Linked DNA regions of Homo sapiens: region 2 is linked to region 1. A link is a loop called in an ENCODE intact Hi-C map of the cell type or tissue named here. Cell type or tissue: endothelial cell of umbilical vein. All regions are shown on one strand.

Region 1 (8,000 bases):
AGCAGTGATGACCAACAGAGCAGAGACTTCCACTTCACCAACAGCTAAAATGTGAGATGCCCTTTTCCTTTTGAATTGATCATGAAACTGAAGCTTTAAAATGAAGAGGACAAAGTCAAATTAATTGGCATAAGCCTTTTACAAAAGTTAGAAAATCAAACTGTCAAATCTTTTTAGAAGTCTTCTGTTCACCAGAAAAGTGGTTTGACAGAGCATTGCTGGTAAACATTATTAGAAAATGAAGATAATTTCATGTTATAATTGAATGAGTTATACATGCTTTGATTTTAGATTATACTTTTGAATCACATCCTTTTGAGAACAAAGTGATGCATAAATAAGTAAATACATTCTAGTCCTCAGGTTTTGCTACTTATGTGTTTTATTTTTTTAAACTATAAGTTCTGGGATACCTGTTCAGAACATACAGTTTTGTTACATAGGTATACATGTGCCATGGTGGTTTGCTGCACCCATTAACCCGTCACCTATATTAGGTATTTCTCCTAATGCTATCCCTCCTCTAGCCCCCCACTGCTCGACAGGCCTGGTGTGTGATGTTCTCCTCCCTGTGTCCATGTGCTGTCATTGTTCAACTCCCACTTATGAGTGAGAACATGTGGTGTTTGGTTTTCTGTCCTTGTAGTAGTTTGCTTGAGATAGTTTCCTGGTTTCCAGCATCATCCATGTCCCTGCAAAGGACATGAACTCATCCATTTTTATGGCTGCATAGTATTCCATGGTGTATATGTGCCACATTTTCTTTATCCAGTCTATCATTGATGGGCATTTGGGTTGGTTCCAATTCTTTGCTATTGTGAATAGTGTATGTAGTAATACTATATATAATATACTACCCAGAATTGTATGAAATGCTGAGAAATGGCTAAAGAGTTCTAAATATCTTTGAGCTACATTATGTTTTAAAATAAGGCAGATCATCTACCATTTTCTCTGTGAAAACTTTTAATATATCTTAAAATAGCAATAAAGTAAAGACACAGGAAACTTCCTGGGGATTAAGGGCTGGCTAGAATTAAAGGCCAAATGCTTTCAACAACTTCTAATCAAAGATGAATCCTCAGGAAATGCCTTGTATCCTCATGATTATTGTTTAATTAAAGTTCCTTACTTGCATTTAATCTGCTACCTCTTTATGGTTTGTTAATTATTAATCTTGAGGCCTCTGTGATAAATGGCCTTTCTCCTTGACTTCGTTTTCATACACTTGCCCCATTCCTAAACACGTGTCCTTGGGGAAAAATTAATGAATCCTAAAACACCCTACAAAATGTACATATTAATTTATTTCTTAACTGTAGAATAGTATATTTATTTCAATGGTATTTAAAGCAAAATGCAAGTAAAACTCTGCTGACCTCCATCCTGTAAATAACATCCTTGCCTAGTATAATAACAATATCATTTTTAAATCATCTTGAATACAAATTGCTTCTCCTATATAATTGTTTTTATAACTGTAAGAAAAAGAGCTAAAAGACAACAACCAAGGCAATTTATTTTATGTTTTTGAGAAATGAAAATCCTGACAGCTACTGAATAATTTACTCTCATCTGAATACCGACTGTAAATTTTATGTATGAGGAATGGGAATGATTTGTTTTCAAACTACAGGTAATATGAGTTTTCTTCCAGCCTCTCAGCAGTTGAATTTCCTTTGAGTGCTTAAAAATGCCAAGCCATCTTTAAGGTGTTTCCTTTGCAACTTGCCTCTTGTAAGAAATGCTAACATATGAGGGAAATAGTATACATATATGGTTTATTGCTTGAGAGTATTATTAGCAGCTGCTTTTTAAATGTATTCTTTAAAAAAATGTAGGTTGTAATCCTTTCCACTGAAACCTAGGAGTAGCTAAATAATGAGGCTAAGCTCAGGAAATGTCAGAGGAAGGTGCATCCTGGGAGTGTGTTAGTCCATCACTTTCAGGAAGGGACAATCTAGTCTTCTGTCAAGTTGGTCTGTTCAGGCTTTCTCCATGTGGCAAGCTTCCTCCGATTCATGCCTCTGTAAGTAGTTATAGTTCAAATAGGAGTGGCTGTCCTAGGTTTCAAACTCCCCTTCTAGGAAAATGTTTCCATCATTCACCATTTCCTACAATTGTTATACCTCAAGCTGAAAAAGCTATGCCTAGCTGGGAAAAGGCGGGATTCTGGAACTCTCCTTTTCCGGTCTATCACCTGAATTAAAGCCAGAGGGAGGGGAAAGGGATATAGCACATCATGATATCTCCACTGAAATGGAATTTTACAAAAAGTTTTAGAAACGTACAGCTGATTCCTGAATGCATGCTTTAATTTGCATAGACATAGAACTAACTAGGAAATTTGGTATTTCCAAAGTTAGGTTTATAATACTCTTGACATTTTTTCACTCCACCCCACCTTTCTTACATATTTGTAGCATTCTAAGTTACTTTATTTGAAAGTAATTAAACAGAGCTACGGTGGGATCACATTCTTTCTTTTTCCTCTTGACAAATGAAAGCCCAGCTCAATGGCTGTCCAGCTGATAGCCTGCAATATGGAGTCTGAGCTGGACTGTTAAAAAGAGTGTTTGCACATTTCCTGGGCACTCTGGACTCACCTGTTTTTTCTGCAGTATTTGTTGATAAAATTGAGGTTTAAAAAAACAGTAGTCCATGAATTCTTCCCAGTTATCTTCTATCATAGGAATTTTCATAGGCTGCTTTGTAGGCATTTTTCAAACCTCTATCCATCACCTCCCATAAGGACACCACACTATCATATTATCCAAGAAAAAAAGACTTCTTATTTTCCATCAGAATGAAAATAATCTTTAAATCAAGGATAACCCTTGATATAATGCCAGTGTAAATTCATAGCATCCATGCTTTCTCCCAGAATAAAAATAGAAAATGATATAAGATTAAAGGTTTTATGTTATTGTTATAGCAAGTGGGAATTCTAAAGAATAAATATTCTTACTGTGGTTATAATAACTTCTTTTCATGGGCAATTTTCACATGTAGGTAAAACTTAAAAGATTGTATGCTTATGTTCATAGCATCTACAACATAGACTAATAATGTTCACCCACATACAACACTAGAAAATTGCACGTAAAATTGCAGCAAAGATAAATTGCCTAGAAAATTCTTTAAGAATTTTTTGCCCCTTTTAAAGATAGAAGGGAAGAAAATCGTCCTTTCTGACTTACTCATTCTCCTAGTGTTGAGTATATTAGATAAAATTATCAGTTGTGCAAAATTATCGGAGAGGAAAACGTAAACATCTCTAGGCAGTTCTCAAACTGTCTTCTTTTAGTTAAATATGGACACAAAACTATTAAATAGTTTTAAAAAGTATTTAAACTCTGTTTTTCTGTCCCTCTTCCTAGTTGCCTTTTTTTGATGTTTCAGAGATTTTTTTTTTTAAGTATATGTTATTTGCCATTTCTCTTATCTCTCTTTGTGAAATTAAACAGTTTTTTCCACAAAGAGTTGTTTTGTTTAAACCACTCATGGGTGCAGGAGGGGACATGAGCAGTTTTGATGCAATTCTCATATTCAGTCGCTACTTTTGGAAGTGTCTCCAGCCACCAAGGAGGGACTCTAGAGGAATGTCCAAAGCTGCTGTCCTTCCTCTTCTGCTGAGGCTCTCTGTGCCACTGGCCAGCAGGGTGCAGTGTCTTTCTTGGCTTTAGCTTTATTTTTCAAGATATTTTCTGGCCTCATCAGGGTCACTTTTTTTATTGTCAGCCAGCTTCTGAACTCTCAGGAACAGACAACCTCACAAACAAAATGATATTATGAAAAACAGACCCCAGATATTGGCACATCAGCAAAACAGATGGGGATTTGGGAAAGCAAAAAAAAAAAAAAAAAAAAAAAAAAGGAAAAAACTTCTTTGGAAAGATTGCCATTTCTCTACTATATACAAAATGTTGCTCCATACTCTACTATCCAAAGCATTACGAATTTTAACTTAAACAAGAGAATTCTAATGCAATTACATTAAAAGAGAACATGTTGCATAAGTCAATAGAAGGGATCCAATTGTAAGATTTTAAAGAATTTGCTTGTCAAAGTCTCTGGATTACTGGTTATGAACTTTTGTCTAACAACTTCAGAGGCTCAGCAAATTTAAATAACTGAAACAAAATTTATTAATAAGAATTGTTTATATAAACTTTAAAGACTTTTTTTGATTAAAATCCTTAGTCTTTCTAACTAACCTAAGTTTAAAATGATTGATTAAAGAAATGTGAAATTAAATTTTTTTCCCAACATTGAGATCTAACATTTATAGAACGTTTACAATGGGGGAGACACTATATTTGTAAACATCTGAATTATCCCATTTAAGCCTCAAAATAACCCTATAATAAAGATAATTTGATCATCTCATATTTTAAAAGATGGAGAAACTGAGAAGTATGCAACGTGGTCCAGCTCACACAGCTAGTTCATGGTGGAGCTGGACTGGGCTCCTGGCAGTCTGATTCCAGTCAGTGCTCTTAGCTACTAGACCTTACTAACTCCCGTTTCATTCAGTCCCTCTTGATGCCTGTGGTTCTCAACTTTGATTACACACTAAATAATTGAAGATTTAAAAATAATACCAATGCCCAAGTCTTATTTCAGAGCCATTAAGTCAGAATTTCTGTAGTGGGGAGATTTCATCTGGGCGTTAGTAACTTTTTAAAAATTGGGATTATTCTGAATTGCAATCAAGATTTAGAACTGCTGTTTAAACCAACAATTGTTTCAGGCAGTGAGGCTACAAGATGAAAATGATAAAAAGTTCCTTCCCTCATAGGGGAGTGTATTCATTTCCTGTGGCTGGTGTAACAAATTATCACCAACTGAGTGGCTTAAAACAACAGAAATTTATTTTCTCACAGTTTTTGATGCCAGAAGTCTGAGATCAAGGTTATGGCAGGGCTATTCTCTCTTGGGAGGCTCTAGGGGAGAGTTCATTTCTTGTCTCTTCCAGCTTCTGGTGGCTGCCAGCAGTCTTTGGCTTGTGGCCACACATGTGATTGCATTTAAGGCTCACCTGGATAATCTCCCCACCCAAAGATCCTTATTTAATTACTGTGCAAAGACCCTTTTTCTAAATAAAGTAACATTTACAGGTTGCAGAAATTAGGATTTGATATACTTGAGTGGCTATTATTCAACCTACTAGAAGGAGTTGAACAACTGGAGAGAGAATTTAAACATAGATTAAACATGCTATTAAGATAATGATGATATTTATAATAGTTCCAGAGAAGTTAGGGAGACAAAAGGAATCCACACTTTAACCAAAGGTTTTTTAGTTTACTCACCTGATAGTCTCTTAATACAGATTACTCTCCATTTGTAAAGGCTATGCTTTAAAGTGACTATTACTTCCCAGGTTTAATTTTTATTTTAAAACAGTGGATCTCAAATTTTATCATGAATCAGGATTATTGATCTGGGATGGGGTAATGGCAAAGAATGGATATTTGACTCATTTATGGTTATTTAATAATTTAATGATCTGGTGAAAAGGGTGAGAATATGTATATATGTATGACATTTTTATAAAATATTCTTTTATCCTTGGGTTATTAATATCTAATTTTTTATAATGCTTATTAACTCTTACAAAAATCATAATTCTTAAGAGGTAATACAGATGTATTATAGAATGTTCAATGCCAGTACTTTTTTCAAGCTAAATATATCTGTAAATATTTGTTTATCGATTCAAACTTTTTAAAAAACAAAAATGCCATTTTAAATAGTAGATCTCTTGGAGCTTACCGAAGCTATTGTTGAGCATTTGGAATTGCCTAGAAATTGACAATAGATTTTTCTAATAAAAATGTGACTAATGATGTAAAACCTTCTCACTTCCAAAATTAATCTGCAGTTCAATGTAAAGACCACAACTTTAGGAAAGAGTATAACTCTGCAACTGGCCAGCAAAGTTGCTTATCCTTATCGATCACATGGGATTAACAGTATTTATTCTTAGAATTTTTGTGAGGATTAAATGAGAGTACATACTTAAAGTTTCCAGCACAGAACCTAACCTGGATTTGATTCTTAAAAAAAAAAAAAAAAATTGTCAATTGTAGAAAAGGTCAATAGTTGCAGGGTCACAAGAAATAATTCACAAGTTCTAAGGATGTTCATTTCTTGTTGGAATTGTTAGCATCTCACACAATCTTAGAGGTCTCTAAATAGATATTAGATATTGATTATAATTAGTTCTTGAACAGAGGATCAGAGTAATGAAGTCATTGGTTCTACAAAGGTTTATGTCTTAATGAGTTTAGACATAATTTGACTTTGTTCTGCATAGAAAGCCCAAGTACACACTGTGAACTCTTTCTTACTGAATTTCACTGATATAGATCTTCTATTCAAATTTTTATGGTTATTTTAAACACTACATGTATGCTCTAAGTCATGAGTTAGAATCCAAATCTAGCCACAATCATGGACATAAAGAATATCACGTTTTCAATTTTATTTTCTATGCCATCCAAAAACACTGTAGCAGATTTAATTTTATTTTTCAATAAAATGTATTTGATCAGCAAAATAAAATAATCTAAGAAACATTAACTTTATAAACATACAAATGATCTTTACCCTGTGCTCAAAGCATTTTATTTCCTGAGAGTTACTGAACAATGTTTTCAGGCAATTTTAAATGAATTCACTTCACATAATATTGAATCTAGACTCTTTTCCAATGTATACAATGTTATATATTCTGAAGGGAAAATGACATTATTTTGATACATTTCATTTTAAGACTTAGTTCAGAAATTTTGTTTTGTACTATATGCATTTTGAATGTCTTAAGCATAGAGAAAAAAATTGAATGTTCTACTAGGGCAGATATTTAAGCATCTGAAGTTTAATCCAATTGTTAAATGCACAGGTTTAAGCATTACTTCTGAGAAAATAAAGGTATAGATTTACAAAGGCATAGATTTACAAAGGTAAAGGCATCAAATTCTCAAATTTTCTCCAGAAGGAGAACTTCTTACATAATGTAACACATTTTATTTAGAAATAAAATAAGTTGCCTAATTTCACTCACTGGAAGTGACGTAGCCAGGATTCAGTACATAAGTACCTTAGACTTTGGGATGCTCGCTCTTAACTACTTTAGTCTATATATCTTTTTCTTAAAGCCCTCAACTTGTGGCATTTATCTTACTAGATTTACTTTCACCATTTTTATATTGTTATAAACATTTGTGTGTGTGTGTGTGTGTGTGTGTGTGTGTGTGTAAAACTGAGATCTCACTTGCCTTTTCTTTTAAATTTTACCACTATCAACCTTTTATTTTCACTTCATTTACCTTAAAATTTTTGTTTGTCTACTTTTGTCCCCCCCCATGTTATTAGGCTATAGGAAACAACATTTCATGTGATTCATTAGAGAACATTTAATAGTTATTTAATAATAATCATAAAAGTAGAACCCTGAAGAATAAATGGGTCTTTATATAAAACATAAATATCTAAAAATAAGAAAATAGTTATGTAATCTGTATTGATGGATATATATATATATATATAAAATGGCTGAGGCATGGAGGGGATTTAATTAATGGCCATTATATATATATATATATGTATATATCCATAAACACAGATTTATAATTATTGCTTTATGAATTTATCTTTTAAACTGGACAGGAGATTTTAAAGAGTTACAAACAAAGCACACATATTGTGAATTCTCTCAGTTTTTATCTGTAAATTTCTTACTTAATTATGGATATATATATATATATAATGGTTAAGACATGGAGGGGATTTAATTAATGGCTTTTGATTAAAAGGGCAGTAACTAGAAATTTAAAAGTAATGTGAAAAATAAACACACACAAAAACCTTATAAACCATTATGAATACCATGGGAACAAAATAAAGTATTGGGAAAAATGGCAATGAGGAGGTAGAATGCTTTTATCTGAAAATTAGCTGAACATTTAAGGTATATGATCATAAAAGGAACA
Region 2 (8,000 bases), 240 kb before region 1:
AGTTCTAATTTGATTGTACTGTTGTCTGAGAGACAGTTTGTTGTGATTTCTATTCTTTTCCATTTGCTGAGGAGTGCTTTACTTCCAATTATGTGGTCAATTTTAGAATAAGTGGGATGTAATGCTGAGAAGAATGTATATTCTGTTGATTTGGGGAAGAGAGTTCTGTAGGTGTCTGTTGGGTCTGCTTGGTACAGAGCCGAGTTTGGGTCCTGGATATCCTTGTTAACCTTATGTGTCATTGATCTGTCTAATATTGACAGTGGGTTGTTAAAATCTCCCATTATTAATGTGAGGGAGTCTAAGTCTCTTTGTAGGTCTCTAAGGACTTGCTTTATGAATCTGGGTACTCCTGTATTGGGTGCATATATATTTAGGATAGTTAGCTCTTCTTGTTGCATTGATCCCTTTACCATTATGTAATGCCCTTCTTTGTCTCTTTTGATCTTTGTTGGTTTAAATTCTGTTTTATCAGAGACTAGGATTGCAACCCCTGTTTTTTGTTTTTTGTTTTTTTTGTTTTTTGTTTTTTGTTTTGCTTTCCATTTGCTTTGTAGATCTTCCTTCATCCCTTCATTTTGAGCCTATGTGCATCTTTGCATGTGAGATGGGTCTCTTGAATACAGCACACTGATGGGTCTTGACTCTTTATTCAATTTGCCAGTCTGTGTCTTCTAATTGGGGCCTTTAGCCCATTTACATTTAAGGTTAATATTGTTATGTGTGAATTTGATCCTGTCATTATGATATTCTCTGGTTATTTTGCCTGTTAATTGATGCAGTTTCTTCATAGCATTGATGGTCTTTACAATTTGGCATGGTTTTGCAGTGGCTGGTACCAGTTGTTCCTTTCCATGTTTAGTGCTTCCTTCAGGAGCTCTTGTAAGGCAGGCCTGGTGGTGACAAAATCTCTCAGCATTTGCTTACCTGTAAAGGATTTTATTTCTCCTTCACTTATGAAGCTTAGTTTGGCTGGATATGAAGTTCTGGGTTGAAAATTCTTTCTTCAAGAATGTAGAATATTGGCCCCCACTCTCTTCTGGCTTGTACGGTTTCGGCCAAGAGATCTGCTGTTAGTCTGATGGGCTTCCCTTTGTGGGTAACTCAACCTTTTTCTGTGGCTGCCCTTAACAATTTTTCCTTCATTTCAACCTTGGTGAATCTGACAATTATGTATCTTGGGGTTGCTCTTCGCGAGGAGTATCTTTGTGGTGTTCTCTGTATTTCTGGAATTTGAATGTTGGCCTCCTTGCTAGGTTTGGGAAGTTCTCCTGGATAATATCCTGCAGAGTGTTTTCCAACTTGGTTCCATTCTCCCCATCACTTTCAGGTACACCAATCAAATGTAGGTTTGCTCTTTTCACATCATCCCATATTTCTTGGAGACTTTGTTTGTTTCTTTATACTCTTTTTTCTCTAACCTTGTCTTCTCGCTTTATTTCATTAATTTGATCTTCAATCACTGATACCCTTTCTTCCAGTTGATCGAATTGGCTATTGCAGCTTGTGCATGCTTCACGAAGTTCTCATGCCATGGTTTTCAGCTCCATCAGGTCATTTAAGGTCTTCTCTACACTGTTTATTCTAGTTAGCCATTCATCTAATCTTTTTTCAAGGTTTTTAGCTTCCTTGTGATGAGTTCGAACATCCTCCTTTAGCTTGGAGAAGTTTGTTATTACCAACCTTCTGAAGCCTACTTCTGTCAACTCGTCAAAGCCATTCTCCATCCAGCTTTGTTCCATTGCTGGCGAGGAGCTGCGATCCTTTGGAGAAGAGGTACTCCGATTTTTAGAATTTTCAGCTTTTCTGCTCTGGTTTCTCCCCATCTTTGTGGGTTTATATACCTTTGGTCTTTGATGTTGGTGACCTACAGATGGGGTTTTGGTGTAGATGAACTTTTTGTTGATGTTGATGCTATTCCTTTCTGTTTGTTAGTTTTCCTTCTAACAGTCAGGTCCCTCAGCTGCAGTCTGTTGGAGTTTGCTGGAGTTCCACTCCAGACCCTGTTTTGGTGGGTATCACCATAGGAGGCTGCAGAACAGCAAGTATTGCTGCCTGATCCTTCCTTTGGAAGCTTTGTCCCAGGGAGGCAGCCACCTATATGAGGTGTCTGTCAGCCCTTACTGGGAGGTGTCTCCCAGTTAGGCTACATGGGGGGTCAGGGACCCACTTGAGGAGGCAGTCTGTCCGTTCTCAGAGCTCAAATGCCATGCTGGAAGAACCACTGCTCTCTTCAGAGCTGTCCAACAGAGACATTTAAGTCTGCAGAAGTTGTCTGCTGCCTTTTGTTCAGCTATCCCCTGCCCACAGAGATGGAGTCTAGAGGCAGTAGGCCTTGTTGAGCTGTAGTGGGCTCCGCCCAGTTCAAGCTTCCTGGCTGCTTTGTTTACCTACTCAAGCCTTAGCAATGGAGGATGCCCCTCAGCAATGGCAGACGACCCTCAGCAATGGCAGACACTGCTGTCTTGCAGATCGATCTCAAACTGCTGTGTTAGCAGTGAACAAGGCTCTGTGGGCATGGGACCCGCCGAACCAGGCACAGGAGAGAATCACCTTGTCTGCCATTTGCTAAGTCCTTGGGAAAAGCACAGTATTTGGGCGGGAGTGCCTCGTTTTTCCAGGTAGTCTGTCACAGCTTCCCTTAGCTAGGAAAGGGAAATCCCCCAATCCCTTGCACTTCCTGGGCGTGCGACACACCTCCCACCCCCTGCTTCAGCTTGCCCTCCGTGGGCTGCACCCACTGTCCAACTGGTCCCAATGAGATGAATCAGTTACCTCAGTTGGAAATGCAGAAACCACCCATCTTCTGTGACGATCGTGCTGAGAGCTGCAGACCGGAGCTGTTCCTATTCAGCCATCTTGGAAATCCCTCACCACTTAGTTTTTAATCTGTAAAGCGAAGACAATTAAGCTTGCATCACAGGGCTGTCATGTAGGTTAAATGAGACAATGTATATAAAGTTCCAAATAAAGTACCTGCTAAAGTAGATGGTCAATAGTTTTGTTCCTTTTACAGTGGCACCTAAAATGCTATCATTATTTTGGATTAAAGTATATCTCCAAGAACTCCCTGTTAAATGCAATTATCGAACATGACAAGCAAACATTTGTGTTTGTGCACGTGGTGTGTTTATTTATTCTTCTCTATGGTAATACAATTCTGACAGCTGGTCACAAAAAGAGTGGATAGAGTGTGTTATGGCCTTTTAAGAGGCATGAGAGATGGTGTGATAAGACATTGACTAGGGTGAGGTTTAAGCCTATACCTCAGTGCTAGGACTCTATAGAAAACATTGGATCCTTGGAAAAGAGGGAGATAAAGCCTCAACGCTGAGGCAGACAGCAGGGCTGTTGGACAGGGAAGAGTGCATCTAAGATAGGTTTCAACCTCCTTATATTTTAATTCAGACAAACTGGTTTATCTCATTTGGCTTTTGAGAACCCAAAAGGAGACATTTATGTTGAGGTTACTAAACTGTGCATCCTGGAGCATTTCTGTGAATCTGGGCCTTTCAGTGTTTTCAGGTTAACAATTCTTTACTTCTGTCACCTCTCTTTGTTCATATTAAAGTACAAATACCCTGTGGAAACTATTCAGTAAAAATGCGGCCCTTTGAAACAAGTGATTTCTAGTTAAAATCATCTGAATAATTTTGCTGCTTAGTTTTTATCTTGCACTCTATTTTTGTGCATCAAGAAATTTAGACATTTAAAGATATGCATGTTGAATTAAAATAAAAAAGAAACACAAAATAGTAAATTTTTGATACTGTCACTAAGTTATGATGAATTTCTCTTTCAATACTTAAAATTCTCTTAAGAAGTGTGAAGTGTTTTCTATTAGCTGAATTGCATTTACATTTATAATCTAGCCAGGTTTGGGGAATTTCATTAAAAACCTTGTTAAAATTCTTACGCAGCATTTACATTTCACTTAGCTATCACAAGAGGGAGTAAGAGCTCTGCTTAATTTTATATATTTTCAAACTTTTCCCAAGATAAGTTGTATAAAAAGAACCCCCTTGAGTGCTGATGATGAAATTATTTACCTTTTCCCTAATTCATCTAAGAATTCCTTTATTAACACTTAATTTGGAACTGACATGACAGTGTAGTCAAGCAAATAAAAGTTAAATTCATGAAAATATTAGAATCTTTGCATTTAATACACGATCATTTTGCAAAACATCTGAGTGTATTTTTTATACAGGTTGGCTAATCTGCCTGAGTTAGCTATCATGTTTTTAGCATTTAGGTTATTGCAACAAAGCTTTTTATTGACAATGATGCAACATAATAATGAAATATGTTTCAAAGGTGAAAAATAAGCTTTTAGGAGAAAAACTTGAAATTCCTTTTCTAGGATTTCTGTAACTTATGAAAGTTCACTGTTTTCCCTTCTAATTTTATTGTTTTCCTGAAAAAGCTGTGTGCTAAAGTGCACACAATCACTTTATATACTTTGACATTCCACACATCATTAGATGGTTTTGAGAAAAAGTGTAAAATATCTCCTATGGAAAGTACAACATTGCTGATCTTTGTAAAGTTTCTTAAGAAATGAAAATTTGTGAAATCCCTTTTTCATCACATCAGTATGTTTTTCTTATATTCTTTAACAGAATAGGTATAATTTCCCCAGAAGATTGCTTCTTCCAGCTTAAAAATAAAGGGCTAAGACTTGAGAATCTGTTGCTATTTAAGAAAAGAGGTTCCCAAACTTAATATTGAATGGGTAATGCATATGTTTTGCTTTATGAATAAAAGACAGACATTATGATGAACTGATGCTACAACATGTTTTTAATTTAATTTATTTATTTTGATAGCTTTATGGGCATGAATGGTTTTTGGTTATATGGATAAATTTTGTAGTGGTGAAGTCTGGGCTTTTAGTGTACCCGTCCCCTGGATAGTGTACATCGTACCCATCCCCTGGGTAGTGTACATCGTACCCCTCCCCTGGATAGTGTACATCGTACCCATCCCCTGGATAGTGTACATTGTACCCATCCATTCCTGAGGTACTTCACTTAGGATAAAGGCCTTCAGTTCCATCCAAGTTGCTGCAAAATACATTATTTCATTCCTTATGGCTGAGTAGTATTCCATGGCATGTATACACCATATTTTCTTTATCCACTTATTGATTGATGGGCACTTTGGTTGATTTCATCTTGCAATTGTACAACACATTTTTTTAAGCTTGAATGTAGCTGTGGATTGTTTTCCTTATCTAAAATTCCCACAAAGATGTGGGAGCAAGATATTGTACAGCAACATGTGTAGAGCAAGATATTTATTAAAATAAATTATATAGCTTAATATATAAATCCTTTCTCACTTCTCATGAAATATATAGATATTAAATGACCTAAAAATTTTGTTTTTTGGAATATCTATGGAAACTATTCAATAAAAATGTGGGTCTTGGCTACAAGTCATTTCTAGTTAAATTTATCTGAAGAATTTTGCTGACTACTTACCATTTTTAAACTTTGATTTTACAGTAGGAACTCTGACCTGCAAAAGAAACACTTGTTACTGTTTTTAATGCCTTAGCTATTAACACATCAGCTAACTCCATTCAAACTTCTGGGAATCCTGAAAAAATGGCAGAGCTTCCCCACCCCACCCACTGCTCCCAAAGTTTCCCACAGTTATTTTTTTCCCTCATGTGGTTTAAGCTTATTAAAGTATGATTATGATGGGTCATTTGTAATAAAAATTCAAAAGAAGTGATTCTAAACACATAGCCTCAGAGCAGTTAGATCACAGTTATTTTACAGGGAGAAATACAAGTTATACTTTTATTTTAAATAGCACAATTCTAAAATCCCATATTAGTTAGTGAGTTGCTAAACTACTAGAATTAGCCTCAGGAAAAATTTCTTTTCATGTAAAATAATACAAATATAAAATATAATACCTATGAAAGGAAGTTCTAGCACTTGGTCTTGTTGGGTCTATCACTTTTATTATTGAACTTGTATTAGTGATAGAAAATTAAAGAACACATTAATTTACTTAATGTAAGGCAAGAAAATTTTACAACAAAAGCATATGTATGAATTCAATTTAAAGTTCAATAATGAATACCATTCTTTAATTATTGAAAAGATATCTGTCGTACACCTGCCATTTACTTAATCATTTCAATCTAGCTTGTTTAAAAATGAATTTAAAGTGATTTACATAAATGTAAAAGATCGGAGAAGAGAAAATAATTGATATTAATAGAAGGGATGAAACAAATCAAAATATGAAAGAAAATATAAGCGTGAAACAAGTAAATGCCCTCTCATCCTACTTTTTATTGTTTCTTTTTCTTCTAACAGTCAGTGGGACAGAATAGAACACAGTCAAAAATTTTATTGGTCATACATTAAAAACAATCTAATTTCTCTAGAAAATCCCAACTATGGTATTGAGAGCAGAGAAAGTATTTTTCCTTTTGGTTTTTACAGAGACAACACTGCATAAATGAATGAATAACTCTCCACGACATTTTTACAGTGAATTACTACTTCCTTGAAATTGTATACTAAGCACTGGGGATTCAAAGATGATTTTAATCCAGTCCATGCTCTCAAGTTGTGATTTAGCTAAGGAGTTAGACATAAATGTATAATTAAAATACAACACAGTGAGTTATATGATACAGGCAAAATCAAAATATTGTGAGTACAAAAATATCCTGTGGGAGAAAATGTTTTTAATGAGGAGTTAAATGATATTTGTTTCCATTCAATAACATATAATAACAAAAGAAGTTCTATAGGTCATAATGTCTCATCTTTAATATTTATTCCTGTAGCTACAGACCCTCATTGCTTTATTCTTGAACTAGTTTAATTGTGTCTCATCTGGTCTTATCCCCTTCAAATATTTTCTATATTGGTTCTAGATATTCATTGAACTAAAGGTCATAAGTGATACATGATTTAAAGTGTATTATGAAATAAATTGCAAACTCTTTATCTTCTATTTAATTTTGTATATGATCAGACCACAAAGTATCCCTATAAATTATACACTTTTTTGAGAACAGTAATCTTTGTATTTCTTTTATTTCCAGCATCTATTCTAGCATCTTGCACATAATATATGCTCAAAAATACTAGTAAAAAGCACTGGATAAATGAATTCAGCTGGTTTAATAATGGAACACTCCTTTAACCTTTCTGTTAGTAGGCATTTTGAGAAAATACCAAAAATTCAATAATGCTCTTTAATTTTGTATTGAAAAAATATGTCCATTAAATACTGTAATACATAAATTTTACTACAGTACAATTTTCTTAATACTGTTTGGTGACTACCTATGAAAGAAATTAATATTAAATTTTGATTTACTGGAAAAATCATGTATTCTTTTATATACATAGGAAAGTATCCTATGAGATCTGTCATTTCTATGTCTATCACTATAGTATGTTTGTATGTATGTATATATATATACACATATATATAGACATTTCAAGCATTATCAGCTTGCTGTAAAATCAAAAGACTTCAGCATGATTTCAAGATCCATTCAATGCAGCAGTATTCTATGTAAATCTTAATATGTTTCTAGGTGAATCCATGGTTATCAATAGCCATGATCTTAGCAGAGCAGCAAAATAAAGATCACATTCACATATTGGATATATGAAAGGCATATTAGATATTTAATAGCAATAATAATCTAATGTACTCTATTACCTTTATTTCATAATGCTTTTAATATTATCTATTTTAAAATGATAGAATTACCTCATAGATAGATTATTCAGAGAATATTGACCAAAACAGAGGTGGCAAACCTTTGATTAAAACTTGATTGTGGCAAATCAAAGCTTGGTGACATTTTTGAAGAGGTTAAATCAGAATTTATCCATTTAATTATGCTTTGTAGAATGCTGCAAGTTTTTGGAAAAACACATTTTGTGAATTTTATTTAATATCTAATATTAACTAAAATATGTATACATTTATATGACATTCAGATTAGAATT

What was found. Hi-C counts contacts between places; a loop is a spot of excess contacts. Peaks named below come from ENCODE experiments on the same cell type or tissue, not always from the same donor. Only the 100,000 strongest peaks of a DNase experiment are listed, where the experiment ranks them.
Region 2: it touches region 1 in a loop (4-fold over the local background); 6 of 110 quality-filtered maps call a loop at or near these places.

The regions. Positions count from the first base shown.
Region 1 is chr2:187,134,778-187,142,777 of GRCh38, forward strand. The region is part of intron 1 of CALCRL-AS1 (CALCRL and TFPI antisense RNA 1); the gene reads left to right. Among named protein-coding and RNA genes, the nearest start is that of CALCRL-AS1, 140 kb to the left of the region's middle. In endothelial cell of umbilical vein, a CTCF peak has its summit at 3,653 (motif pointing right); DNase peaks (open chromatin) are centred at 2,074 and 3,674; H3K27ac peaks cover 2,132 bases.
Region 2 is chr2:186,899,411-186,907,410 of GRCh38, forward strand. No RefSeq gene overlaps it. Among named protein-coding and RNA genes, the nearest start is that of ZSWIM2, 54 kb to the left of the region's middle. In endothelial cell of umbilical vein, no CTCF peak of the experiment used is centred here; a DNase peak (open chromatin) is centred at 4,061.